Linked DNA regions of Homo sapiens: region 1 is linked to region 2. The links are chromatin loops, found by intact Hi-C in ENCODE. Cell type or tissue: mammary epithelial cell. All regions are shown on one strand. Links, peaks and the distances in the headings refer to the core of each region. The heading gives the core; the rest is flanking DNA. Region 1 has its middle 15 kb from the start of MIR4330. Region 2 overlaps CNGA2 (cyclic nucleotide gated channel subunit alpha 2).

Region 1 (16,695 bases), core at 4,750-12,749, 600 kb after region 2:
GGCTTGAGAGCTGAGAAGTCCCATGGAGATTGGGAGGGAAGAGGCTGTGCTTCTGGCCCACAGTTCTTGAGAGCAGAGCAGAGTCCCTAGGTGCAGGGCCCCAGGGGACAGCTGCATTTATGGGAGGTCACGGCAGAGAAGCAAAGGGACTCATGCATCTGGCAAGATGAGGGGCTGGGAAGTGAGGTGAGGCTGGGCCAGCATAAGAAGCCAGGAGGGGAAATGGGGAGAAGAGGAGACTGAGTCAGGGGAAAAGGGATGAATGTAGCTGTCCCAGTGGAGGGAGGCAGGCCAAGCCTGTGCAGACCAGCCTTCTAGGGAGCTCCTGGGAAGAGCCTATTCTAGAGCCCTTTTCAGAGGATGGATTCCGAAGGCTGGATGCCTCGATTTTACTTCCTGGAGCTACCATATAAGAGTCATGTTAGTTTGGACATGTCCCTTCACCTCTCTTTGCTACTGTTTTCCTCACCTAAAAAAAAGGGATAATGACACAACTAATGCAACAATATGGGATTGTCATTATGAATACAGAAAATAATAATTGGAAATCTCTCCAAACCAAGCCTGACAAAAATTAGCACTCAGTAGATGCCAGCTGTTCTAATCAGGTATCAGAGCTGGGCCACATGTCCCCCCTACAGCCAGGTTAACTTCCTTTGCACCTCTCTAGGATAACTCACAAGCTGCCATATCAGGACTTTGGCCTGGCCTCCAACCTAGAAATGCTCCTGGGCATTGACTGTGGTAGTGGTTTTAGGCACTTTTCATTGACCAAGGTGGAACCCTGTAGTCCTGTGCAACAGAGAGGTTGACTGTGTTAGCAAAACAAAAGGGAGCATACTCTCACTGACAGCAAGAAACCAAAGGAAGGCTTAGCCGGGTAGGGATGGCATGGGCATGCCACCAAAATACATACTCTTGTCCAGTGTTTGTGCCTAGTGCACTTGACCTGCACAGGAAAATGGGATGACATGACCCCATATCTAGAAAATCCCATCCTCTCAGCCCAAAATCTCCTTAAGCTGATAAGCAACTTTAGCAAAGTCTCAGGATACAATATCAATGTGCAAAAATCAAAAGCATTCCTACACACCAACAATAGACAAGCAGAGAGACAAATCATGAATGAACTCCCATTCACAATTGCCACAAAAAGAATAAAATACCTAGGAATACAGCTAACAAGGGAAGTGAAGGACCTCTACAAGGAGAATTATAAATCACTGTGCAAAAGAAATCAGAGATGGCATAAACAAATGGAAAAATGCCCATACTGCCCAAAGTAATTTATACATTCAATGCTATTCCCATTAAACTACCATAGACATTCTTCACAGAATTATAAGAAACTATTTTAAAATTCATATGGAACCAAAAAAGGGCCTGAATAGCCAAGGCAATTCTAAGCAAAAAGAACAAAGCTGGAGGCATCATGCTATCTGATTTCAAACCATACTCAGGGCTACAGTAACCAAAACAGCATGGTACTGGTACAAGAACAGGCATATAGACCAATGGAACAGAATGGAGAACCCAGAAATAAGACCGCACATCTACAACCATCTGATCTTTGACAAACTTGACAAAAACAAGCAATGGGGAAAAGATTGGATTCCATATATTTAATAAATGGTGCTGGGATAACTGGCTAGCCATATGCAGAAAATTGAAACTGGACTCCTTCCTTACACCATATGCAAAAATCAACTCAAGATGACTTAAATGTAAAACCCAAAACTATGAAAACCCTAGAAGAAACCTAGGCGATGCTATTCATGACATGGCCAAAGATTTCATGATGCAAATACCAAAAGCAAGTGCAACAAAGCAAAAATTAACAAACGAGATCTAATTAAACTAAAGAGCTTCTGTATAGCAAAAGAAACTATCAACAGAATAAACAAACAACCTACAAGATGGAAGAAAATTTGTGTAAACTATGCATCTGACAAAGGTCTAATATCCAGCATCTATAAGGAACTTAAACAAATTTACAAGAAAAAAACACAAAACCCCATTAAAAAGTGGGCAAAGGCCATGAACAGACACTTCTCAAAAGAAAACATACATGCAGCCAACAAGCATATGCAAAAAAGCTCAACATCACTGATCATTAGGGAAATGCAAATCCAAAGCACAATGAGATACCATCTCACACTAGTAAGAATGGCGATTACTAAAAAGTCAAAAAATCACGGATGCTGGCACGGTTGTGGGGAAAAAGGAACACTTTTACACTGTTGGTGGGAGTGTAAATTAGTTCAACCATTGTGGAAGACAGTGCAGCAATTCCTCAAAGACCTACAGACAAAAATATCATTCAACCCAGCAATCCCATTACTGGGTATATATGCAGAGGAATATAAATCATTTTATTATAAAGACATATGCATGCCTATGTTCATTGCAGCACTATTCCCAATAGCAAAGACATGGAATCAACCTAAATGCCCATCAATGATAGACTAGATAAAGAAAATGTGGTACATATATACCATGGAATACTATGCAGTCATAAAAAAGGAGGAGATTATATCCTTTGCAGGGACACGGATGGAGCTGGAGTCATTATCCTTAGCAAACTTACACAGGAACAGAAAATGAAATACCTCATTTTCTCACTTGTAAGTGCAAGCTAAATGATGAAAACACATGGACACATAGAGGGAACAATGCACACTGGGGCCTACTGGAGGGTGGAGGGAGGGAGGAGGGAGAAACTCAGGAAAAATAATAATGGGTACTAGGCTTAATACCTGGGTGAGGAAATAATCTGTACAACAAGCCCCCATGGCACACGTCTACCTATGTAACAAACCTGCACATCCTGCACATATCCCCCGAACTTAAAATAAAAGTTAAAAAAAAAATTTAAAAGATGAAATGCGGTCTTAAGGGTGGAGCCCTAATCCAATAGTATTGGTATTCTGATAAGAAAAGGAAGAGATGAGAGAGAGAGAGAGAGAGAGAGAGAGAGAGAGAGAGAGAGAGAGAGACAGAAAGAGAGAAGGAATCTGCATGTGCAGAGGAAAGATCATGTGAGGAAACAGCAAAAAATCAGCTGTCTACAAGTCAGAAAGAGAGTCCTCACCAGACACCGACCCTGCTGGCACCCTAATCTTAGACTATCTGACCTCCAACCTCCAAAACTGTAAGAAAATAAATTTCTGTTGTCTAAGCCACTCACTCTATGGTATTTTGTTATGGCAGCACAATCTGACCAACATAAAGAGCGTCCTCCTAAAACTTCATGTCTACCTGGAAATAAGGTCTTGGCAGATGTTATTATTTATGTGAAGGTGAAGTCATACCAGATTAGACTGGGCCCTAAATTCAATGCCTAGTGTCCTTATGAAAAAATACCACGTGAAGACGCAGTGACACAGAGACACAGAGGGGAGAACTCCACATGAAGATGGAAGCACAGAGATTGCAGTGATGCAGCTGCAAGGCAAGGAATAACAAGGACTGATAGCCACCACCAGTAGCTAGGGAGAGGCAAGGATTCTTCCCTACAGTCTTCAGAAAAAGCGTGACCCTGCTGACACCTTAAATTCAGACTTCTGGCCACAGTTAACTAATACAGTGGTAGAGCTCCAAGCTCTTTCTGTTCTTTCTCCTGCCCCACACTGCTTCTCCAATTAAATTTACCTCTATTTCTGAATTCAGAAGCTGTGTTAAGACTTTTTTCTTCCAACAAGATTTTTTTTTAAGAGACAAGGTCTTGCTATGTTGCCCAGGCCGAATTCCTGTGCTCAAGTAATCCTCCTGCCTCAGCCTCCCAAAGTGCTGGGATTACAGGCATGAGTCACCATACGTGGCCAAGAATTTTTAATGTTCAACATAATTTTTTATTTTTATTTATCTATTTATTTTGAGATGGAGTCTTGCTCTTGTTGCCCAGGCTAGAGTGCATTGGCTTGATCTCGGATCATTGCAACCTCTGCCTCCCAGGTTCAAGTGATTCTCCTGCCTCAGCCTCCTGAGTAGCTGAGATTACAGGCCCGCACCACCACGTTCGTGTAATTTTTGTATTTTTAGTAGAGACAGGGTTTCACCATGTTGGCCAGTCTGGTCTTGAACTCCTTACCTGAGGTGATCTGCCCACCTCGGCCTCCCAAAGTGCTAGGATTACGAGCATGAGCCACCGCAGCCAACAACGTAATTTTAAAAAATCTCTTGGGAACAATTTCAACAGTCAAGAGAGTGTAAGGTGAAACATAAAAACCTTCTACCTCCCTATCCTCTTGTCGTACTGCCCCTCCCCAGAAGGGACAGTGTTTAGCATCCCATTTGGGGTCCCTCCAGAGGCTGCCCATGCGTGGGGATGATACAGACCCTTTTTCTTAACCAGCTGATACCTTATTTTGCACACTGATAAGTAACTTGCTTCTTTCGCCTACCAAAAAGCCTCTGCCGTCTTCCTTTGGCCATCTGGGAGAAGGCTGTCCCGGGTAGTGCTCCTCAGCAGCACCTTAGGGGACAGTCTCTGAAGTCGTACTGTATGGGTTCAAATCCTGGTTCTACCACTTACCAGCTGCATGATTCTAGGCAATTGCTTAACCTCTCTCCTCCCAGCTGGCTCATCTGGGAAGTGAGTACCAATCTCACAACTTTCTACAAGGATTAAATAAATTAATGTACACAAAACACTTGGAACAGTGCCTGGTACAGAGAAAATGCTAGATACCTTGGTTTCGTTAACAGGCTTGTGGTATTCCCAACTATGAATGGATCATCATTTATATCTACACGGACATAGACACTGCTTCCAGCTTTTCACTGGTAGTTATCACTTCAGTTAACATCTTTGTGTGTGCCCCCTTGTGTGTGAGTGTCTAGAGGATAAATTCATGGGGATTGAGTTGGTTGTGCCAGTTTTCCCTTTTTCTGTTGCCTCACACCCACACGAACACCAGGTTCCTATAAAATACTTTCAAATTGTAATCAGTAATGCTGTCAACATTGTTGCATATATTGTGGTCTAGTAAGCAGTGTCTGTTCTTCCTTTCTTTTGATAAATACTTGCATTATTTGTTCATAAATATATTTCATGGTTGTTTACGAATGGCAAAGTGACAACTATCTTAGAGTTTCCTCTTTCAGGATGGCTTTTCACAGCTATATAGTGGTTGTTCAAAGGCCATTGTAAGAGCATCTGGGCTGGGCACTGTACTCCTAGCACTTTGGGAGGATGAGGCGGTGGATCACTTGAGGTCAGGAGTTCGAGACCAACCTGGCCAACATGGTGAAATCCTGTCTCTACTAAAAATACAAAAATTAGCCAGGCGTGGTGAGGGGGTGGGGGGCACCCATAATCTCGGCTACTTGGGAGGCAGGAGAATCGCTTGAGCCTGAGGGGCAGAGGTTGCAGTGAACCGAAATCACGCCACTGCACTCCAGCCTGGGTGACAGAGCAAGACTCCATCTCAAAAACAATAAGTAAATAAATAAGAGCATTTGGCCACATCTGGTACTGGAGACATGTAAGCTCAGAGGGCCCTGCTAGTAGACTTTCCTGGCTCAGTATATGTTGGGGTGGAAATTACCTGCACTCCCTTTAGACAAGAAAAGCTGATTCAGAACCTGTCATACTTGGTATTAAGCTAATGGAGCCCACTCTATTTTCAGACAAACCCCAGTGTCTGAACCCTTGGATAATTTGCAGTGGAGTCATATGGACTCAGGGTGGCTTGCCAGGGGTCAGTCAGTACGTCAGAAAAAAATGAGATTGGTGACGTGGAGAGTATTATTAGCATTCAAGTGCTCAGTTCCAGCAGCAGGAGCGTACAGCATGAACAACCAACTTGGCCATTAGTCATCTTGAAATCACCTGAACGGATGACTCTTGATAAGATAGGAAAAAAACAACCATTGTACAACAGAGAAAATATGATTTTTAGGAAGGTAGAGAGGAACTAGTGTTTGGGTTCACTTGTTTGGGGGTTGTTTCTCGCTGTTCCCCTTCCTCTGTGCTAGAAAGAATGGAAAGAAGAAAGTGATAAGTGAATAAATATAGAAAAATACAAAATATTCATAGAATTATGAAATCCTCTTCTCAAAAATAAAAGATTTCAGAAGTCATCCAGGTTAGTCCCTTCTTGTACAAGTGAGACAACTAGGTCTCTGAGAAGGAAAATGATCTGATCCCAGTCACCTGTGCAGGGAATCCAAGCAAGTCAATTACGTTCATTCAGCCCCAAGTCTCTTGCGTGCTCCGGGCCCTATTCTGGGGGTTAGAAACACAGGGAAAAACAAAGCAAGGCCCCAGACAGGCTTCTCTTTAGGTTGGGCAGAGGTCTGAGGTATAGAGAGAATAATGATGCAAGGCAAGGACTGGGAGAAGAGCAGGGAACAGAACAAGAAGCTTATGGGTGGTTAAGTAAAGACCAAAAATGAAGGCTTTAACTGCTGCAGAGTCTGAAGCTCCCACAACAAGATACGCAGGTAGGCTTGGTTCCATTTAACAGACCAGGAAAGTGGGAACCCTCTGGAAGCTGGAATATTCCCACCCAATTGTTGCAGAATGAAATTGTCATTTACCAAAAGTCCAGTAGTTTGCCTCCCTGCCTCAGGCATTGTGGGGGTTCAAAGAGTGATGAAGACACTGCACTTCTGAAAATCACAGGGCAGCAAAAGCCTCAAGAAGCTAAATGATTACATAGAGTCCGTGGAGCTGTGATAAGCGCACGAACACTCCAACTTCTGAGTCCTTTAAGATTTACACACACAAACACACACATCCCACACACACACCAATCAAGCAGGGTGTGCTTAATTATATAAACACAAAAGAGTTGGATGAAATAAGAAAACAGGTGAGTTTTGGATTTTTTATACACTTATCCGATGAAGCCTTACAGCAAAGTTGCAGCGATGAGACGTTTTAAGAGAAAAGATTTCCATCCTTTGTGGAGAGAATATTACATCTGAAGCAGTCCCCAGGGCCGTGTGAATTAGAGACGCTCCTGAATAAGAATGAGAGCTCCATGTTCATGCTGTCTTCCCCCCAGCCTGCCCCCAGCACTCTAATTATAGAGTAGTGGGAAGATTGTCTCTCTTGTTCTCTGAAAATGACTTGCAAACAAGCCAAATCATCTTAACAGGTGAAGCCCCTAGAACTGGTTGCTGCCCTGTGTGTGTGGTGATCAGACTTGCTGGAAGATTTTTCTGACTTGGAAATGAACTGATTTGAAAGTCGTATAAAATGCAACTGTGCTTGCTTATACATTGACTGAATCATCTGTGCTGACGAGAACATAATGACACAGTCACGACTCTCTGAGATGTGTGCCTCTGGCACTCTCCGCAAAAGATGGAACGGACCACTGGGAAAAGACTTCCTTTGAAGCATTTGAAATCCTCTATCCTCCCACCCCCCACCCATTGTAGTCCCGCCCTGTTCTCCAGTAGAAATGTTGTTGCTCCTCCAAATGCAGTCATTCTGTGTGCCAATTATTCCTAACATGGTTTCTATGTTCACATTTTCTCAGGATTAAAAACGTGTCCGAGAAAAGCAGAGGTTTTTAATCCATGGCCACGATCTGTTCAGCAGCAGCAGACCCCCTGAATGCCACATTTCGTGCATCTGCAGTTTTCTGATTCTCAACAGAGTTCACAATTCCCAAATGCTTAAAAGTTCATCTTTAAGTGATCTGAGAAGGTACCTGAGGGACCAGTGGCCTGTTATTTTGGGCAGAAGCCCAGGAGGGGTTAGCAGCCAAGTTTAGTCACACCTGAAAACGTTTGAACAGCCCCCAATCTACATCAGGGCACCCCCAATGATGCAAATGGAAAATAACTGAGCAAATGAGTCCACTAGTTAAACAACAGCACCCCCAGCGTGTAGAACGGCGCAAGCAATGCAAAGAGGAATTCCGCCGCAGGCAGTTAGGATGGATGGCTGGGGATGCTGGAGCCCCGGAAAAGTACTGGTTTCCAGCCAGCACTAGCAGTGATTCACCATGAGGTGACCAATGATGCCTAACTTCTACCAACCTCCCAGCGTATATTCAAGGGCTTTCTGCTGCATATTGGAGTCGGGAGAACTCTAGACCAGAAATCAGAACTCTGGAATTCAAGTACTGGCTCTGCCTTTAACTAGCCCTGTGATTCCGGGCAAATCACTTCACTCCTTAGGGCCTTTATTCTAATGTAAAGCATTGCTTCCAAGCCTTAATGGATATCCCTTAGTTTTCTTATTCTGACATCTATCCACTCCTTTATTTTTTTTTCATGTTTCCATAAATGTTTCTTGAGTCACTAATATATGCCAGTAATTAGGTGCCCAAGACCCTGGTTACCGTCTCCATGCTCATGCTGAATTTATGGATTCAAATTTTTCTCCTTATCCTCTTTCCAGACAGGAGAGGTCTAATTAGGCTAACTCCTTGCATACGAAAAATTCCAAGGCCAGGTGAGGTGGCTCATGCCTGTAATCCTAACACTTGGGGAGGCCAATGTGGGAGGATCACTTGAGTGCAGGAGTTTGAGACCAGCCTGGGTAACATAGTAAGACACTGTCTCTACAAAAGATTAAAAAAAAAAAAATAGCTGGGCATGGTGGCGCACGCCTGTAGTCCCAGCTACTTGGGAAGCTGAAGTAGGAGGATCACTTGAGCCTGGGAAGTTGAGAACACAGTGACAGCACCACTGCACTCCAGCCTAGGTGACAGAGTGAGACCCTGTCTCAAAAAAAAAAAAAAAAAAAAAAAATTCCAGCCCCCATCACTACCCCTGCTCTCCCTGTGCTCTTGCTAGACATTGTCATACCTACCTGCCTCAATATACAAATGAAGAGGCCAAGATCCGGATACAGGTAGAGACTTGTCCCAGGATGATCCAGTGGGTCACTTCTCACAGTTCCTGGGTGCACCCCCAGAGAAGCTTTGAAGCACATGGAATTGTTGGGGAATCCATTTCTCTGATTTTAAATCTGTATAATGGACCTTAGAGAAACTTTCAGCCTGAAGAGGAATACCCAGTGACCCAGACCTCCTTCCTCAGCGACCACTGGCGAAGAGGAAATAAAATAGGTTAGCCCTGGTGCTAGGAGGTATCCCGGGAAGCCAGGCTGAATCATTCTGAGAGTGGGGATAGGAGCGGAAAGAAATTTGGCCTTTGAAATGGATAGGTCTGGTACTGCAGAGATGGGGGAACAGGCCACCTGGGGCCCTGTGGCAGGGCAAGCCCGGGCTGCAACTAAAGAACTAAGATCCAGCAAGATTCCATCTTAGAGCTGGTGCAAACTGAGGCAATCGGTAAGGGAGAGTATGTCATTCTCAGTGAAAGAGCGCCCTCTAGTGTCCGTAAGAGACCTTGGCACCACTGAAGAATTTGGAAAGAATAAGAAGTACACAATCTCAGTAACCAGATGAGACTCAACTTGCTACCTTTCCTTGATTGTAGCCAAATTTTTCCTCCAACACATAGATACTTTCAAGTAATGAAAAGCAATTAGTCATGAGGTGAATTTGTGGATTTCCAGGAATTATAAGCATAGGTCTGAGTCTGAAGCCTGAAGGAGCACAGACAGCACCCATGGGCCAAACCTATGCTCTGGAATATTCTTCATGGTGTAGGTGTCTTGCACACGTGTGCATGTCATTTTTCTTTACAATGTAATTTTTAATATTTTTTTAGAAAATTGATTTATACTTATTTCAAAAAGCTTGGAAAACATAAAAGTAAATCTCTGGCCTTGAAGAAGTAACAGAATCTGGAATTACTCTTCCACCATAAGCAACTGGAAGTTGGATACAACATACGAAAGAACTAATTTTAGGCACTAGACAAGAGGCAACACGCATGGCATCACAGATAAAGAAAGAAATGAGGTAAGCCCAAACCTTGGAGCATGGAGGAGTGACTCAAGCAGAGCAAAGAAGTTTCCCTGAGTTGAAGAATTGGAGATTAAAGTTCAAGGAGGCTGAAGTAGCTAAAATGTGCGGGACAGAGTACCAGAGATGAGGCAACTGCATGGAGAAAGAACTCCAGAAATCTGACATGGGCTCTCCTTAGGTCTTTACTGAGTACTAGAGTGAGCAAAGAACAACTGGGAAGTTTTAAAAGAACTATGCTCAGAACTCACACAAGACTAGCAGACATTCAAACTCTGGCCCAGAGGAGTAAAGAATCCTCAGTAGTTATCTATGTCATTCAATGGAGACCCCAGAGGGATCATACATTAGTAATAAATCTGAGGTATCCCCAGAGAAAAGGCTACTCTGGACCTCCTCCAGCAAAGCTTAAAAACAAAACTTAAAGAGACAAAACAGAGTGACAGACAACTTGCTTCTCTGTCAAAACAAAGTCCCACAGTCTTTGAAGAAGATAAAATCCACTCAATGATGTAACATTGACAGTGTCCAGAATCCAATCAAAAAATTGTCAGATACACTAAGAAGCAATAAAATGTGAGCCAAATGGAACTTCCAGTGCAGAAAAATATAGTACCTGAAATGAAAATTGCACTGGATAGGAGTAACACTAATTAGACTTTACAGAAGAAAAGGTTAGTAAACTTCAAAACATAACAATTAAATCTATATGAAATGAAGATTGAAAATAATAAACAGAATCTCAGTGATCTAGGGGACTCAGAAGGGGGTGCAGAAAAAATATTCAAAGAAATAATGGCCAAAATTTTTCAAAATTTACTGTAAGCTATAAACCCACAGATCAAAAGCTCAACAAACTCCAAGAAGACTAAACATGTAGAAAACCACAAGGCACATAAAAATTAAATTGTTGAAAAGGAATAAAGCTGGAGACATCACACTATGACTTCAAAATACACTACAAAGCTATAGTAACAAAAACTGCATAGTACTGGCATAAAAACAGACACATAGACCAATAGAACAGAACCCAGAAATAAATTCATGTACTTACATCCAACTGATTTTCAACAAAGATGCCAAGAACATTCAATAGGAAAATGATGTCTCTTCAATGAATGGTGCTGAGAAAACTGGCTATCTGTATGCAGAAAAATGAAACTAGACCCCTATATCTCACCACATAAAAAAATCAAAATAGATTAAATACTTAAATGTAAAGCCTGAAACTATGAAACTACCAGAAGAAAACATTGGAGAAATACTTCAGGACATTGGTCTGGGCAAAGATTTTGGGGTAAGACCTCAAAAACACAGGTAACAAAAACAAAAATAAACAAATGGGGCTTAAACTAAAAAAGTTCTGAACAGCAAATGAAAGTAGAGACAACCTGTTGAATGGGATAAAATATTTTCAAAATATGCACCTGATATGGGAATAATAATGTCCAGAAAGTACAAGGAACTCAAATCAACAGGAAACAAACAAACAAACAAACAAGTAATCCATTAAAAAGTGGTCAAAGGACATGAATAGATATTTCTCAGAAGAAGATATACAAATGGACAACAGATATATGAAAAATGCTCAACATCACTAATCATCAGAAGAAATGCGAATCAAAACCGTCATGAGATGTCATCTTACCCCATTCTTAATAGCTACTATTAAAAAGACAAAAAATAACAGACATCGGAGAGAATGTGGAAAAAGGGGAACTTGTATACATTGTTGCTGGGAATGTAAACTAAAACAGCCACTATGGAAAACATTATGAAGGCTTCTCGAAAAATGAAAAATAGAATTACTATTTTGATCCAGCAATCCCACTACTGGGTATTTACCCAAAGGAAAAGAAATTAATATATCAAAGGGATTGCAGCACTATTCACAAGAGCAAAGACATGGAATCAACCTAAATGTCCACTAATGAATAAATGGATAAAGAAAATGTGGTACATATACACAATAGAATACTATTTGGCTATAAAAAGAATGAAATCTTCTCATTTGTAGCATCATGGATGGAACTGGAGGTCATTATCTTAAGTGAAATAACCCAGGGACAATAAGACAAATATCACATCTGGGAGCTAACTTTGATCATATGGAGGTGGAGAGTGGAAAGAGGGATAACAGAGACTGGTAAGGGTGAGTCGGGGGAGAAGGGAGGCTGAAGAAAAGTAGGTGGCTGTGTCCCCACCCAAAATCTCATCTTGAATTTTAATCCACACATGTCAAGGAGGGACCAGGTGGAGGTAATCAGATCATGGAGGAGGTTTCCCCCATGCTGTTCTCGTGATAGTGAGTGAGTCTCACGAGATCTGATGGTTTTATAAGAGTCTGGCCTTACCCCTGCTTGCACTCACTCCATCCTGCTGCCCTGTGAAGAAGGCGCCTGCTTTTCCTTTGCCTTCTGTCATGATTGTAACTTTCCGGAGGCCTCCCCGGCCATGCTGAACTGTGAGTCAATTAAACCTGTTTCCTTTATAAATTACCCAGTGTTGGGTATTTCTTCACAGCGGCATGAGGACAGACTAATACAGTGACAATACTTCATGAAAATGTCGCACCCTAAATTACATCCTAAGTACCCTGACTTGATCACTACACATTATATACATGTAACAAAGTTTCACATTTACTGCATAAACTTATAAAAAAAAAAGAAATCAATTTGATGAAAACCAATGGTAAAGAGAAAAATATATCTATTTAAATCCAGAGGAGAGAAACACTTTATTTGTACAGCAAAGTTAACTCAATTTGGATCTTCAACATAAATGTGAAAGCTAAAACTATAAAACTTCTAGAATAAAATATAGAAGATCATTGTGATGATTGGGTTGGCATAGATTATTTTTATATACAAGACAAAAAACACAAATCATCCAAATAAAAGTGCACTGTACTTTGTTAATATTTTAAAACTTCTGCTTTTTGAAAGATTCCATTGAGCAGGGGGAAGCAAGCCACAGAATGGGGCTAAACATTTGTAATACACATATCTAACAAAGAACTAGAATATATAAAGAATCCTTGTAACTCAATAAAAATAAGATAAACAACAGCGTTTTTTAAATGAGGAAAATATTTGAACAGTCACTCACCAAAATATACATGCAAATGTCCAATTCACGCATGAAAAGCTGGCCAACATAGTCATAAAATAAATTAAAATTAAAGCCTCAAGATGCCATTACCCACCCACTAAAAAAGCTAATTTTTTTAGGTTGATAATATCAAGTATTGGCAAGAATTTAGAGCAACTTGCAACTTTCATGCATTGCTGTTGGGAAAACAAAACCATGCAAACACATCAAAAGCTAAACATACACCTGCCATGCTACTGAGCATTTCCACTTTTAGCTACTTACTTCAGACATGGAAACATATGTCCACACAAAGACCCCTGCATCAATGTTCATAGCAGTTTAGCCATAAGAGCCAAAAACTAGAAACAACCCAATGTCACCAACGGAAGAATAGAGAAAAATGAATGGAATCCTAGTCAGCCATATGTAGGAATAAACTATAGATACGTATAACAACACGAATGAATCCCCGAAATCTTATGCTGAGTGGGGGAAGAAAAGCCTTACACAAAAATTACCTATTGTCTGACTACAATTATTTGAAATTTTAGAAAAGGATGAAACTAATATATGTCGGGAAAAAATCAGAGTGGTGGTTTTTTCTGGGTGATAAACGTGGGAATTTACTGGGAAGGGACGTGAGGAAACTTCGGGTATGATGAAAATATTGTATGATTTGATGGTAATTCCACAGGTGTATACATTTGTCAAAACTCATAGAAATGTGCACCTACAGTAGGTGCACTTTACTTTATATGAGTTATACTACAAACATGTTTTTAACAATCTCAAATCTATTAAAGACCTACATTTGTAAAGAATAACTTTAAAACCAAGAGAAGAAAATCTAGAATATCTTCAGGATTGTAGGGTAGAGCAGAATTCCTGGTGAAGATGCAAAAAACCCAAGTCATGATATTTATGATGTATATGATATTTAAACTTTTTATGTCCAGAATGTGTATCTTGTACAAATCAAACATAAAAAGACAAATTACTCAGCAGAAAATGGGTAATGAATATGAAAACAAAGTTCACAAAAGAAGAAATTCTGATGATAAACATGAATTTTAGGTGTCCCAATCTGTGGGGTGGTGTGTTTTTGTCCAGGAGAACTACATGGCCAGGTGAATGGTTAAACAAATTGTTGTATGTCCATACCACCGCTGAAAAGCACATGGAATACTACTTTAAACAAGGGAATGAGCTACTGATACAACAATTTGGATGGATTTCAAGGACATATGCTGAGTGGAAAACAATTTGTAACAATTTGTATCTCTAAAGTCAATGTATGTATAATCCAGACTGAGTAATTCAACTTCTAAATATATACCCAATAGAAATGTGTTTATCATATACACAAGAGTGTTCATAGTATTATCTGTAATAGTCAATAATTGGAAACAACCCAAATGCCCATCAACCATAGAATGTATATATAAATTGTGGTAATATCACAACAGAATACTACGCAGTAATGAAAAGAAACAAACTACAAATACATATAATACCATAGATCAACCTCACAAATGCAATGTTGAAGAAAGGATGTAAGACCCAAAGAAATATATACTGTAGGATATCATTTATAAAAGCTTCAAAGACAGGAAAATTAATCTGTAATGTTAGAATTCTAGACAGTGTTTACAACTGGAAAGGAAAGAGAAGTAATATTGGGGAGGTGAATTCCGGAGTGTTGTCCATGTTCTAGCTCATGACCTGGATGGTGGTTATACAAGTGTGTTCATTTCATTATAATTTCTATAGTTTTCTATATCTGTTTTAGTTTTATACAAAAGTTTAAAATGTGAATCATTAGTAAATGATTTGGAGTCATTTGATCTGTTTGCTTCTGACCAATTGTATGGGTTAATAGCAGACCCAGAGACTATCTAGACAAGGTTTTGAGGATGGGAACTCTAGTCTCCTAGTTATGAGGCTTACAGCCTACCTATTCTCTTTTTATTATTTTAAATTCAGAGGGTACATGTGCAGATTTGTTACGTGAGTATATTGCTTGAGGCTGAGCTTTGGGCTTCCATTGAACCCGTCACCCAAATAGTGAACATAGCACCCAATAGGTACTTTTACAACCCTTGCCCCGCTCTCTCCCTCTCCCCTTTTGGAGTCCCCAGTGTCTATTGCCCCCTCTTTATGTCCATGTGTACTCAATTTTTAGCTCTCACTTATAAGTGAGAACACATGCTATATGGTTTTCTGTTTCTGTATTAATTCCCGTAGGAAAATGCCATCCAGCTGCATCCATGTTCTTGCAAAGGATATGATTTTGTTCCTTTTTATGGCTGTATAGTGTTATATGCTGTATATGTACCACATTTTCTTTATCCAATCCATCGTGGATAAGCACCTAGGTTGATTTCATGTATTTGCTATTGTGAATAGTGCTGTGATACACATGTGAGTACAGGTGTCCTTTTGGTAGAACAATTTATTTTCCTTTGGGTATATACCCAGTAGTGGGATTGCTGAGTCAAATGGTAATTCTATTTTTAATTCTTTGAGAAGTCTTCAAACTGCTTTCCAGAGTGGCTGAACTAATTTGCATTTCCACCAACAGTGTATAAATGTTCCCTTTTCTCTGCAACCCTGCCAATATCTGTTTTTTTTTTTATTTTTTAATAGTAGCTATTCCGACTGGTATGAGATGGCATCTCACTGTGGTTTTGATTTCCATGTCTCTGATTAGTGAGGTTGAGCATTTTTTTCAAGTTTGTTGCATGCTTGTATGTCTTCTTTTGAGAGGTGTTTATTCATTTCCTTTGCCCACTTTTTAATGAGGTTGTATATTTTTATTAATTTGTTTAAGTTCCTTATTGACTCTGGATATTAGTCTTTTGTCAGATGCGTAGTTTGTACATATTTTCTCCCATTCCATAGGTGGTCTGTTTACTCCCTTGATAGTTTCTTTTGCTGTGCAGAAGCTCTTTAGTTTAATTCATTCCTAATTGTCTATTTTTGTTTTTGTTGCATTTGCTTTTGAGGACTTAGTCATAAATTATTTGCCTCGACCAATGACCAATACCAAAGGGTATTTCCTAGGTGTTCTGGAATTTTTATAGTTTGAGGTTGTACATTTAAGTCTTTAGTTCATCTTGAGTTAATTTTTGTATATAGGGATAGATTGTGGTCCAGTATCATTCTTCTGCATATGGTTAGCCAGTTTTCCCACCACCATTTATTGAATAGAGAGTCCTTTCCACATTACTTATTTTTGTCATTGAAGATCAGATGGCTGTATGTGTGTGTTTTATTTCTGGGTTCTCTATTTTGTTCCATTAGTCTATGTGTCTGTTTTTGTACCAGTACCATGCTGTTTTGGTTGCTGTAGTCTTGTAGTATAGTTTGATGTCAGGTAACGTGATGCCTCTGGCTTTGTTCTTTTTGCTTAGGATTGTTTTAGCTATTTGGGCTCTTCTTTGGTTCCACGAATTTTAGAAAAGTTTTTTCTACTTCTGTGAAAAATGATGTTGATTGTTTGATAGGAATAATGTTGAATCTGTAAATACTTTGAGCAGTGTGGCCATTTTAATGATATTGATTCTTCGAATCTATGAGCATGGAATGTTTTTCCATTTGTTTGTGTCATCTCTGATTTCTTTCAGCAGTGTTTTGTAGTCTTCCTTGTAGAGATCTTTCACCTCCTTAGTTAGATGTATTCCCAGGTATTTTATTTTTTTGTGTGGATATTGTAAATGGGGCTGCATTCTTGATTTGGCTCTCAGCTTGGATGTTGTTG
Region 2 (12,867 bases), core at 234-8,233:
CAATGTGCCCTAGACTTGGCAGCACCTTTTATAAGTCTGGCTCTCACAGTACACAGCATAGAGCACAGGACCCCAGTGATCTGTGACCAGGTCTGTCTTTCCACTATGTTGGAAATCCTGGAGGGCAAGAAGTTGGTGGAATTGTCATCGGTGTCCCCATCACCCAGCGCAGAATGACCAAACACTTTGCTGGTGCTGGGTTCTTGTCACTATTTGCCACTGGGGCATCATTCACACAATAAACTTTCACTGATTTCTTGCTGGGTGCCAAGCACAGTGCCAGGCCTTGGGGGTACAACCAGACACAAGATAAACATGATCTGACACTATTCAGTGGAGAGAGAGAGGAGAATTTGAACAATCACAGAAATAAAGGAGGACAATATGAGTGAGTGGTGCTAGCCAGAGATTTAACAAAAGGTGATGTGGCAGAGAGTAGCTGCATGGACACTTCAGACTGGGCGACCAGACATTCAGGTGGATGATTGAGTGTCCAGAAGGAGACAGTAATGCAGAGATCAGGGGACAGAGCATCCAGGCAGTGGGAACAGCAAGTGATTAACCGAAAGTTAAGAGCCTCTGCTATCACTGAAACAATGATTAAACACATGTTATCTTGGGTGAAGGCTCCCTACTCCCCAGCTTGTAGCAGGGACAGAAGGAAAACAGCTCCAGCCATCTCCCTTGAGCAGCTTTGTCCCAGTCTAATTTGCCTTTCCACTGGTCAAACTGCTGCTGCCTGACAAGAGCCCTGAGTCCCAGATCCCTGGACCAACTCCGTCAGAAATTGCCTTGATGCACAGGATAAGTGAGGTCTGGAGCCAAGCAGACCCATGTTCCAATCCCAGATCTTTCACTTACTGGGACTCTAGGGCCCATTAGTTAAGCTCCCTGTACCTTGGCTGTTGTATGTACAAATGGAGAAATCTAGCTTGTTGACTTAATGCCAGGCTTAAAGGAAACCACACACGTATAGTGTCTGGAGCAAAATGGGCCTGTGGTGGGCCAAAATCACCACAGCTAGAAAACCCTTGGAGACCATTTAGTCCAGTCTTCTGTTGAAAATGGGGACACTGTGGCCTAGTCTTGCCCAATATCACTTCCATTCAGGACTCCAACATAAATCTCCCGGAGCTCGTACTTCCCTGAATATTAAATTCGTCTTTCAGAAATAGCACAAATTCACTTTCCACTTGTATCACAAGGTTGAAGAGTGGCTGTGGGTGTAGGGGTGTGTGGGCATGGGTGTGAAACATGCTAAGAAAATCACTTAACACACAAACACACATGTGTCCCCACATCTCTGATACATGTGTGCAGACTCCACAGGCGAAGAATCTCGCTCTGTTATTCCTAACTTTGACTTCTGATCCCAGTTCTTTAACTTTCTGAATGTAGGGCTCAGAGTCCCCAGCTGTATAATGGGACACTTAAGACAATGTTTGTGCAGCCACCACCATGTCCACTCCCTTGAGACTCTGCGAGTCCCCAGAAAGCCATTGCCAGCATCCTCTAGCAGGTTTTGGTGCAATGGCAGAAATGATGATCTGTGTGTAACATCTCTAGGAGCTGCCCTGGCCTGGGAATATGACTGGGGAGGGTTGGTGGCTTTTCTGGGTCCAATGCCTTCAGCTCAGTGCAAAGTCTGTCGAGGCTATATCCTTCTACTACCTTCCTTTCTCCCGCTTCATGTACCACTGGATCCAGAGGCTGGTCCCAGGAGTCTGCTGCTTGGGATGCTGGGAGCTGGGAGGAAGAAGGGTGGGCTAGAAGCCTGAAACATAGGGAGGAGACAGACTGAGAAGGAAAGGGAAGAGAAGGGGCTTGGAGGATAAGCTGGAGCAAGAACTGTGAGAAGGGAAGAGGGATGATGAGAGGTGAGGCAGAAGCAGGGACTAGGCTGCTGGAAAAGACAGAGCCATAGGGAGGAGAGAGGCAGGCAGCAGGAAAAGATGGCTGAGCCATCCTGAAAGACAGAGAAGAGGAGGATGGGAGGATTCGGGAGGACAGAGAAAAAAGTGCCTGGGGAGGGGACAAAGAATGACATGGGGGAAGGAAAAAGCGAGCTTTAGAGGGGGAGATAAAGCAGGGAGGAGAAAAGGGGAAGCAAAAGGGGGAGAGGAGGGAAGAGTGGTCTCAGAGGCAAAAGGAGGAACAGAAGAAAGGGCGAGGAGGAGGGAAAGCAGATGAGAGAGCCACAGAGGGAGAAAGAAGCAAGGAAGGAGGAGGGGCAGGAGGAAGAGGAGCAAGAGAGCAAAGAGAGGAGAGAGAAGCACAAAAAGAAAGGAGTTGGAAGGGGAGCAAAGAAAGGTAAAGGCAAGGAGTGCCACTGCAGATGGCATCTGTGACCCAATTGTGAGGGGTGACCAAATCCAAGCCTGGGAAGACCCATTTCAAAAGGAACATGACAATGGCCTGCCGCTTGTCTCTCAAGAGTCCTTGTGGCATTTCCCCAGCAGAGGGGAGCCAGCTCATGACCTGCCAAGACCCCTTCCACTCCACCAGTGACCCTTTCATGCCCCCTCCGAGTGAGCCCTGCCACCCAGCAAAGCTGAACACCAAGCTCTGCATGTTGGCCTGGCATGAGAGTCAGCTAAGCTTTTCCACCTGTCATCACTCTGCCGCCATAAGTTGCCAGGATAGGGTCCCAGATATCTCCCTCACTCTCTTCTTTTCTTCTTCTCTTCCTCCCTTATTTCCTCCCCTCCTTTCTTCTTTCCTCTTTCCCTTCTTCTTGCCTTCCTTCTCTCCCTCTCTCCTTCCTTTCTTATTCCTTTCTCCATTCAGAGCTGGCCACAGCCTTACCTCACCTCCACGCCCCTCAATCCCACAATGGGGGAGGCGGAGGTCTCGGCCCAGCCCTAGGTCTAGGTTGAATCCCCAGAGCGGAAGCCAGGTAGAACCCAGGAGTGTGTATGGCAGTAATCTCAAAGCTGGCCACTCAGTACAGTCACCACCCCTTTGAGTAGCAGAGAAAAGCTGCTTCCAACTCCAAGCTGTGGCTTTGTAGGGCCAGTAATTCAAAGTACTAGTGATTTACTAGTGGCCCTGATCTAGTGATGGTCACTGGTTATGAAAACTACTCTTAAAATAATGGGCAGATATTAACCACTAAATAAGATTTTCATGCCATTCGAAAACGATTCAATACATGACAAGATTTGAAAATAGAAAAATCAAGTTTTAGCCAGCTCCATCTCAAAATCCTCAAATGTCACCAATCAGGACTTACTCCATCTGGCTATGATGTTATCTCCGCAATTGGGTAAACAACCCACCAGAAACCTGGGTTTCCGGCCCACAGTGGCTCAGTCTGGGGATGCTATCACTTTGAGGTTCAGGAGCAACTTTGGGTTGGCATGACCACAGCAGCCGGTGTTTTGAACCGCACACTCCACTCCTTTCTGCACACAGTACCTGAAACTGTTCCATAACAGGTACAGTTAGCTCTCGGCACGTTTACGCACAGTCACTGCCTCGCCTGCCTTGTCTTTGAGCCAAGGAAAACTGTTTTCTGTTCCACATGGTCAGAGCAGAAAAGGAAGAACAAGACCGTGCCTGTAAAATGAGATGCTGGCAGAGTTCCTGTTTCTCAGATTCTTTACTCCCCCACCTAGCCCTCAGTCCACATCTGCACAAAACTGGTCTATTCTCTGAAACGTCTGCTATGCTATGGACACACCGGACACAACATTGTTTCCTAAAGGGCTGTATTTTTATTTCATAGGCATAATAGAAAACAGCAAGCACCTGAAAAAAATCAAGAAATACACTGGTTTTCCCATTCTTTTAAAAATATTTGTTGGCATCTACTCTGGGTCAGGCACTGGACAGAGACAATGCAATCAAGCAACAAGAGGTGACTTGATTGAATGGGGCTGGGGAGATCTCTAGAGACCCCCCAGATCAGGGTGGCTTTAGAAAAGAAGTCTGTTTCACCTTGAAACCTGAGGGACCCAGTGCTTACAAAAGAGAGAGAAAAGGGGAGAGACATGAGCTAAGGCTTCCGGGCCTGGCCTGAGGAAGCAATGCTCCTGGGCCACTGGTAGTACACCCAAATTGTTGCACTGGTTTTGAGGCGGGGCTTCAACTCAGCCTCTCTAAGCACATTGCATATCCAAGTGCTCAGCAATTAAATCGATCCACAGAGGTGACTCACAGGCAGCCAGCCAGCACAGTCACGGAGCCCTGTCTGCATTACCAATTTGCCTGCTCAAGTTGCTGCCTTGTTAATGTTATTTACCAAGCCCGATGCCCTGAATACCTGTCCCTAGCCCCTGCTGGAGCCCTCCAGCCATTGTCCCTGTTCGCCTGTCACATCTTGTCACTACCTCCCTGAATTCAACAGGTTTGGGCAGCCTGTCTGCAGACCTGCCTCCTCACTCTTGTATCTCCAGGAGCCAGGAAGGTGGCCTAGCAGTCCCAGCCTTACCCTCTCTCAGAACAGGTCCCAGAGGTGAATGGCCTACAGCTCAACCCTCCTCCCTTTCTTTGGGCAAGAGATGGAATGGGTTGCCGACAAAAACCCTGCAGGGTGGCACCGTGTAGTTGGCAAATGTGGCCATTGAGAGGAGAGGGTGAGGGCAAAGGCTCCAAGGGGGATGTGGAGATGAGGAGATCTGAGGCAGGCGCTGAAGAGCTTCCTCCTGCCATGCCCTGTGCCTGCAGCTGCCCTGCTCAAATTCTTTCTTCGCCAGAGGGTCTTGGGGCGCTCCCACTCCTGGAGTACAGGTCGTGCAAAAAAGCTCCCGCTACGTGGAGATTGAGCAAGGGCTTGGCAAGCCCAACGGTGCGCTCGAATCGCGGTGCAAGAGCGTCCCCACCATTCTTTACGGCCGGAGGTGGAACAGCAGCAGGGCGAGCTGTCTGGAGCCCGAGGCAGCCTTAGCTTGGTCAGCCAGGCGCTGTCCAGACCTGGCCCAGGCTGCTGCCCCACCCAGGCCTCTTGCCCAGCCCACTTCAGTCGGCCTTCCAAGACTCGGATCCCGAAAGCTGTGCCCCCTCCAGCACCAGGCAAACAAGCTATATCTTGGTGGAGCAGATTCCACCTTCACAGAGCCAGAGTGCAACAGAATGCCAGAACAGAAGGGTCTCCAGAGACCTTACCCGTTATATAGATAACAAAACAGAGGCTACGGGTTCAAGGAAGTGCCTTGTCCACAGGCAACCCTGGGAACTCCTGATTATTATCTCACCACTGTTCCCATCCAGCTTCAGTCCTGAGCCCCTGTGACCATCCACCTTGCCTTTCTAGACCAACAAAGAGAGTGGGTCTATGCCCCAGGGACTCAGACCCTCAAGAGCCAGAGACCCACGCCTACGGTTCCCTAGGATGCCTACACCTCCAGCTGGCCTCTGATTCCACCACTCCAGGAAGAAGTTGGAGGCACTTGGATATGGCACAAACCCAGGTTATGAAACCCAGTTGGCACTTAAATGACCTAACAACAAATTGCCCAATTTAATTTGCTTACCCGATTCAATAAAGGAGAAACAAGAAACCCAATCTAATTAAAAACATTGATCCGTAGAAACTGGCAACTCCAAAGTCCTGGCTGGAAGTTTGAGCTTAGACAAACTTGAATGATGCAAGTGTACAAGCTGAGGTAAGACGAATCTATCCTCTGACTCCCCAGGAGGGCTGCAAACGGCCTGCGAACTTCCTTTCTTAAAATAAGTGGGAAACTGAACCCAAAAGGGAAAGAAATTTGTTCAGTTCACCACTGAGATCACTTTAACTCCAGGATCTGTAGAGCCCAGGAGAGAGTTAGGTTCATGCTCCACTGAACCCCCTCCTGGCCACAGACTGAGGCCATTGGTCTTGCTCTTCAACACTCTTGCTCACTTGGCTTGTGGGACCTGGCATCTCATCCTGCTTGCCCATCGAGCTCCTCTGCATCTTTCAAGACCCTGGGCAAATATCACGTTCCAGGGACAAATCTGTCCAAAGAAGACAAGACAGAAGCTTGCTGAGGCCCCCTTAGCACTGCCCAGTTTGAGTCATGTGAATATGCAGTTAGGCTGGCAGTGCTGGGAAAGAGCAGGGTCTTCCTCAAGCCTAGGGAAGCCAAGGAAAGAGGCTCTATTGGATACTGTCCTCTTCCCCAGCTACCCTACTGTGCTATGTTCCAGATTTCCAGGAATAGAATAGTCCAAGTCCCCAGAAAATGGGAGTGGAACAGGACCAAGCTTAGGTTACAGGGCTCCCAGGCCAGTGTTCCTACGGGCCCTCTCTAAGCGTGGCCTTGGTCCCAGCCACAGCATTGAGTCCCTTTTGGACCTGGGCTTAGCAAACATTTTATCTAGAAAGGCATCTTCATCACCCTCCCCGTCAGGCTAACTGTAACTGGCTTGGTTTCAGGTCCTAAATCAGGGCTAGATTGTCCTTCCAGGGAAATGTCTGCCTCAGAGAGAAGCAAAATCACTTAGTTCTTGGCAGCTCAGTCTCTGCCAGGGGGAAGTTGACCTGCCACTGAACCCACAGCCAGTATGGCACACCACTCCTCCTGCTGGGGCCAGCTGGTACCCCATGCCTGCCTACCCCAGCTCCCTGTTCAACTGGGGAGCTCTACCTCAGCAGAGCTCCCTGGGGACCAAGTCCACACCCACTCTCCTCCTCCACACACATACCCTCTTGCAAGTAGCTTTGGCTATAGGAGGGTAGCATGAATCTCACACAGCCCCATCCTCCAGGAGCAAGGAAGGGGGAAAGCCACAAATACAGATGATAGCTGAGTCACACTTGTTTATAGGGGATCAAAGAAGGCTTTGGGAGGGAGGTGACATTAGAGGTGACTTTGAAGGATTAGAGGAATGTTGCAGACAGATGTAGGGATAGAAGTAGGTGTAAGCCGAGTTTCTCGTGGGACAGCTCCAGTTGGGTTACGGAATACCAAGGAGTTTTGTGTGAGCAAAACCTGCAGGGCTATGAGGATGGGCAGAGAGAAGCAGCTAAGGATATGGGGTTTAGTCCATTAGAGAAAAAAGAGGAGGCCAGCCCCTAAGAAGTTCCCAGTATTGGGCATGTACAGAACACTGAGGTACCAGTAGCTGCTCTAGGTGCTACAGATGTAGTGGGGGCCAGCACAAAGGTCTATCTCAGGGAGCTGACATTCTAATTGGGGAAACAAGCAATAAACAAGGAAACCAATGAACAAGAAGATTGTGGAGGGTGCTAAGTGCTGTTAGGAAAACCTCACAGGGTGCCGAGATCAGCATGACTGGGAGGCTGGGGGCTCTTTTCATTGTGGAGTCCTGAGGACAAGAAGCCAGTCACAGAAGTTCCAGAGGAAAAGAGAGCAACACATAAAGACAGCAAGCGCAAGGCTGCCAAGGGACAGAGAAGCTGGGTGTGTCTGAGGAACTCAGAGGAGACTGGAGGACCTGACTCCAGAAGAGGCCAGGAGAGAAAGCAGGTGAGGCCAAGGATGCTGGCGGGCGCTGTGCAACAGGACCTGGAGACCAAGCCATGAGTTTGAATTTTATTATAAGAGTAATGGAAGACCCCAAAAGAATGTAAGCAGAATGAGACATGACTTTCATTGCTTTTGACTACTCTGCTGGCTAGATGGAGAGTGGGTTGGAGGGGAGGGAGCAAAGGTGGAAACAGGGACACCAGTCTGGAGGCGACTGCAGTCATCCAGGAGAGAGCCCTGCACGAGGGCGGGAGTGGCGGAGGTGGGAGAGGTGCATGGATTCTAACTGGACTTTGAAAAGTTATGCAGACAGGGTATTTTCTGGCTGATTGGATGCAGTGGATGAAGAAAAGAGAAGGATCCAGGATTACATCAGGAGCTTTGGCCTGAGCAACCTGAAGGACAGACGTGCCATGACCAACATGGGAAGATGAGCAGGTTCTCTAGGAAACACCAAAGGGTGAGTTATGGTGGTGTTACTTTTCAAATACCATGGTGGCATCAAGTAGGTATTTGGCTAAATGTACACAATCATCTGTGTACTACCTTCATGTGACACTGGAACAATTATTTATATAATAATTTTATTTATGTCAATTTTAAGTAGGCTGACATTAGCTCCATGCTAACCAATCTTATCCATAACATCAAGGGTTTTTTAGACTTCTAGTATTTTTTTTTTTTTCTGAATACAATAAGTAATGACAACCATAGTGCTCAAGTCTCCCTGTAATTCCACCCTGACATTCTCTCCTTCCCCAGTCTCCAGCAGAGTCTGGGTACCTAGCATGAAGAAACTTGTACTGGGCATTGGCCTTGACACCCAGGAACCTCTGAGGGCCTTCAAAGGGACCACAGTGGGGCACAATGGGAAAGAGACCTTGTCCAATAGCTCTGCAAGGCCCCGGGGGGCAGCCACCTAACTGCCTCAACCGGCCCTGCTCAGTCCTCTGCTGGGTGGAGGGTTCGCAGAGTGGAGCCCACCACCCTTTCCTGAGGTTCATGCGCCCTCTGGTGGTAGGGTTCCCCATCTCTGTGCACTGGGGGCTTCCTTGTTTCCAGGCTAAACAGAAGACAGAGACCCTCTGCCTCGGATTCACCGAAGGGAGGGGATAAATGGTCAGACTAACTTTAAGCTCCAGACCAAGGAATAGATGCTTCTGAGGCTTGGACTCAGGCTGGGCTGGCCAGGCAAGGACCACCACAGGTCACACCAAAAGAAGAAGGAGTGTGGTGCGCAGGAGAGGGGACTTTTGTTTTGTATAGAAGGTCACCAATGCAGAGAAAAGCAATTGATGGCCATATGCAAATAGAGCAATTTACCTTCAATGGGTATTTTCAAATGAAAATAAAAAACATTCCAATTTAAACATTTTAAAATCAAGAGCAGGAAACATCAGGCTGTGCTGAATAAATCCAACACATAATGGAAAACGTACTTCAGTTCCTATATTACAGCCAGTTATAGGAGAGAGGCGGGGGCGGCGGCCAGCAACAGACAGGAGAGTCACGCTCTTACAGAGAAAACAACCGGAGAGAGGGTGGGTGAGGGGCTGGCCAGAGACAGACACTGCCTAGGCTGACATCCAGATCCTCACACAGGCACACGCGCACAAACACACACACACACACACACACACACACACACACACACGACAAGCTGCACAGATATTCCTTCTGTTGTTCCTTCATCCTTTTCTCAATGAACAAACTGTCTTTAGATGAGAATATATTATTGCTAAACAGACACTTGCAGACCAGTGTGCAAGGGAGTCTCACATAGAAAGCTGTGGCAGGACTCGGAGAAGGGGCCTGTGAATTTCATCTCAGAAGAAAAAGTGGCAGAAAAGGGTAATCCAGGCAGAGGGAACAGCATGAGAAAATACCTGAAAGCATTCCAAGACCTGAACACTAACTTCTCAAAAAGGAAGTTTTCATCACCTCTAAAAATGAATTCAATGTAATTTTATTAAGAGCAGGAAATCTAGACCTTCCTCTAATGACAATCCAATAGTCCACCCTCGCTGTTGTCAAAAAAAAAAAAAAGTTCAACCCCAAAATTAACAGTAATTAGCCTGAGATATTGTAAATGTGGCTCTATAGTCTGAAATTTAATGGCATCTTTTGTCAAAAATAGTCTTTTTTCCACTTTAGTCTCATGACTACAATACTATAGTGCTATCCCTATAGTATTTACTACAGTACAGTCATCAAAAATATCTGAAAAAAACTCTTAGACCTTGTGAAATAGTGCATCCATCCACTTCTATAAAATTAGGAGCCACGCAAAGATCTAACAGAGTGCTGCTTGCCCAGATCCAGAACAGAGAAAGTTAGTGTTAAGGACTTGGAATGTGAACACATTGTTTGTAGTGCTATCCATTCCTCTCCTGAGATTTTCACTTACTACTGGAAATCCTTAACCAATTATAATAGCTTTTCTCTCTTTATTTTCAAAATGACTTCCTTTGCTTTGCTTAGACACTCTGTGCTCTCTTTTTTTTGGGGGGTGGGGGGAGCGGGTAACCATAGTTCATCTAAATGCAGCTTTTTCTGAACCTTAAAGATAGAATCCCGTTTTTAATGAACTGAAGTAGCAAAATCACCTTTTTCATTATTTTGGGAAATAGCTATTGCCAAAGTGAAGGTGTAGATAATGCCTAGTCTTGTTACATAATGGGGATGTGGTTTGCAGAATTTTCTTTATAAAATTGTAGTTTCAAGGGATGTCAGTGTTTATGCCACTTTTCCAGTTCCAAAATGATTCCATTCCATTGTAGAAATTTGAAGTATGTAACTTGAAATCCTTAATAAAATTTGGATTTAATTTTATTTAAAAAATAAAAGAAAATACCTGAAAGCTGAAGAGAACATAGACATTCGAGACATGGCAAAAAGTTATGAGAGAGTGGGCCCAAGGATATCTGGGGAAAAGAAAACTGGAAGAGGGTGGGAGCTGAGCCCTGGAGTCTGTGTCTTGAACCAATGAGCTCCCCATGTGGTCCAGAGAAGGTGCCTGCCTTGCCCTGGGGAAAACCAAATCCAAGACACAATGTCCATCCCATGATGTGGGCTGGAAATCAGGCACCTGTTGGGGCTGGGCTGATGGTGAACCAGGCTCCAGGGAGAACACTGAAGATTTCTTGCTGAAATCAAGGCAAAAAATTTCAATGCAGTCATCCCCCTGTTTCTGGCCCCAGTACCATCTTACGCCTGCAAAAATTACATTTTGTCCTGGTTCCAAGACACGGTAAAAACTGAACTCAGTGCAACCTTAGCAATGAGGTTATTGGCAAGGAGCTGGCTAGGTCTCCGAAGACTCCTCCTGTTGCGTGGGGTTCTCTTGAGGCAAAGGGGTTTAGAGCTTTTTCTCCAAGCCCAATACCCAAAGGGGGGTGTACACAAAGCACTGCTCCATCATGAATGCATCTCTCTCCTTCTGCAACTTTCAGGGACCAGGACCTAGGCATGTGTCATGTTACAGATCCGTCCAGGTGAGTCTTCCCCTGGTTAAGGTTTCTTCCTCTAAGCTAGGGAAGAGGTCAAGAAACTACACTAAATGTAAAAGAAGCCTGGCCAGAAGGATGAATCCACATAAAAAGGAATGGTAATGCCAAAAGCACAGGCAACAGAAGCAAAAGCAGATGAATTGAATTACAACAAAATTAAACACTTCTGCATACCAAGGGGCACAATCCACATGGTCACACCGTAGAAAAGCAACGTAGACAGTAAGGAAAATAGTTACAAATCATAGCTGATAAGGGTTTAATATCCAGAATATATAAAGAACTTCTACAACTTGACACTCCAATTAAAAAATAGCCAAAGAACTTGAATAGACATTTCTCCAAAAAAGATATACAAACGGCCAATAAGCTTGTGAAAATATGCTCAAAATCACCACTCATTAGAGAAATGAAAATCAAAGCAACAGTAAGATTCACCTGACACCCATTAGGATAGCTACAAAAAACACAGAAACTAAGTGATGGGGAGAATGTAGAGAAATTGGAACCCTTGTGCATTGCTGGTAGGAATGTAAAATGATGTCACTGTTTTGGTGACACACAGAAAAGAAAATGGTTCTTCAAACAATTAAAAATAGAATTACTAAGTGATCCAGCAATTTCATTTCTGAGTATATGCCCAAAAAACTGAAAACGGGGTCTCAAAGAGCTATTTGTATACTCATGGATACAGGAATATTCACCATAGTCAAATGGTGGAAACGACCCAGGTGTTCATCAAGAAATGAATGACTAAGCAAAATGTGGTGATCTATACAATCAAATATTATCTGGCCTTAAAAAGGAAAGAAATTCTGACACATGCTACAACATGGATTAGTCTTGAGGATGTTATGCTGAGTAAAATAAGCCAGACACAAAGGACAAATACTGTATGATAGCACTTATATGAGGTCCCTAGAGAAGTTAAATTTATAGAGACAGAAAGTAGAATGGTTGCTTCCAGGGGCTGGGTAGAAGGAGCAATGGGGAATTTTTACTGGGGACAAAGTTTCAGTTTTGCAAGGTGAAAAATTCTCAAGATTGTTTTCACAAAAATGTGAATATACTTAACACTACTGAACTGTACACTTACAAGTGATTACGATGGTAAATTTTGTGTGTATTTCACCACAAGAAATACATGAATAAATAAGTGGTGTGCATGTGAACAGGAAGGCCTCTGAGTCTGCACCTGGATTTTCTTGCCCACTAATTAGTACTTTTCCTTTAGGCTCCTGATCGTGTTAGAATGCCCAGCTGAAAGACCTGATACTCCAGGAGATCTTTCCCAACTCCCCCAGCAGAGCCAATGCTTCTGTCAAGGCATGACTGCTGTCAGGGAGAAGCATGAGAGTTTTGGTCCGCTGTGTTTCTTTGCTCATTCATCCATTCATTCACTCATTCATGTGTTCACTTACTCCCCCAATGAATAAATGTTCTCTGAATGCTCCTCAGTGCCAGCTATGTCACTGAGGCTCCAAATAGACACATGAGGTAGACTGTCTTGGCCTTGTCCACAGTCAGGAGGGGAAACCAAGTCCACTAAAACTGACCGCACATTACAAAACCAGGACAGAGAGGCTCTGCGCTGTGGGAGCCTACAGAGGAGATAATTGACTAGTGTGGGAGTGGTTGCAGTCAAGTGGGCCTTCTGCGAGAACGTGGTGCCTGAGGTAAGCCCTGAAGGACCCATAAGGCTTAGGCAGGCAGGGAGAGGTGGGAGAGTGTATTTCAGACCGAAAGAGTTCTGGATAGGGGCAAAGAAAAGTAGTCTTTCCTTCATATCCTTGCGTTTCACATCTGCAGGTTCAACCAATGGCAGATTAAAAATATGCAGGAAAAAAATAACAGATCAAAATAATACAAAGAAAAGATACAATATAACAGCTATTTACATAGCACTGACATTGTATTAGGTGTTACAAATAATCGAGAGATGA

What was found. A loop is a pair of places that touch in the nucleus more often than their neighbours do. Peaks named below come from ENCODE experiments on the same cell type or tissue, not always from the same donor. Only the 100,000 strongest peaks of a DNase experiment are listed, where the experiment ranks them.
Region 1: a loop joins it to region 2, with 7 times the contacts of the local background. A loop is called at or near these places in 2 of 110 quality-filtered maps.

The regions. Positions count from the first base shown.
Region 1 is chrX:151,144,459-151,161,153 of GRCh38, reverse strand. No RefSeq gene overlaps it. Among named protein-coding and RNA genes, the nearest start is that of MIR4330, 15 kb to the left of the region's middle. In mammary epithelial cell, for the core only: CTCF peaks have their summits at 7,848 and 9,296 (motif pointing left); a DNase peak (open chromatin) is centred at 7,913.
Region 2 is chrX:151,745,514-151,758,380 of GRCh38, reverse strand. CNGA2 (cyclic nucleotide gated channel subunit alpha 2) reads right to left here. Exons shown (of 7, transcript NM_005140.3): 7 at 12,817-12,867. Among named protein-coding and RNA genes, the nearest start is that of CNGA2, 17 kb to the right of the region's middle. In mammary epithelial cell, for the core only: a CTCF peak has its summit at 4,821; DNase peaks (open chromatin) are centred at 3,520 and 4,120.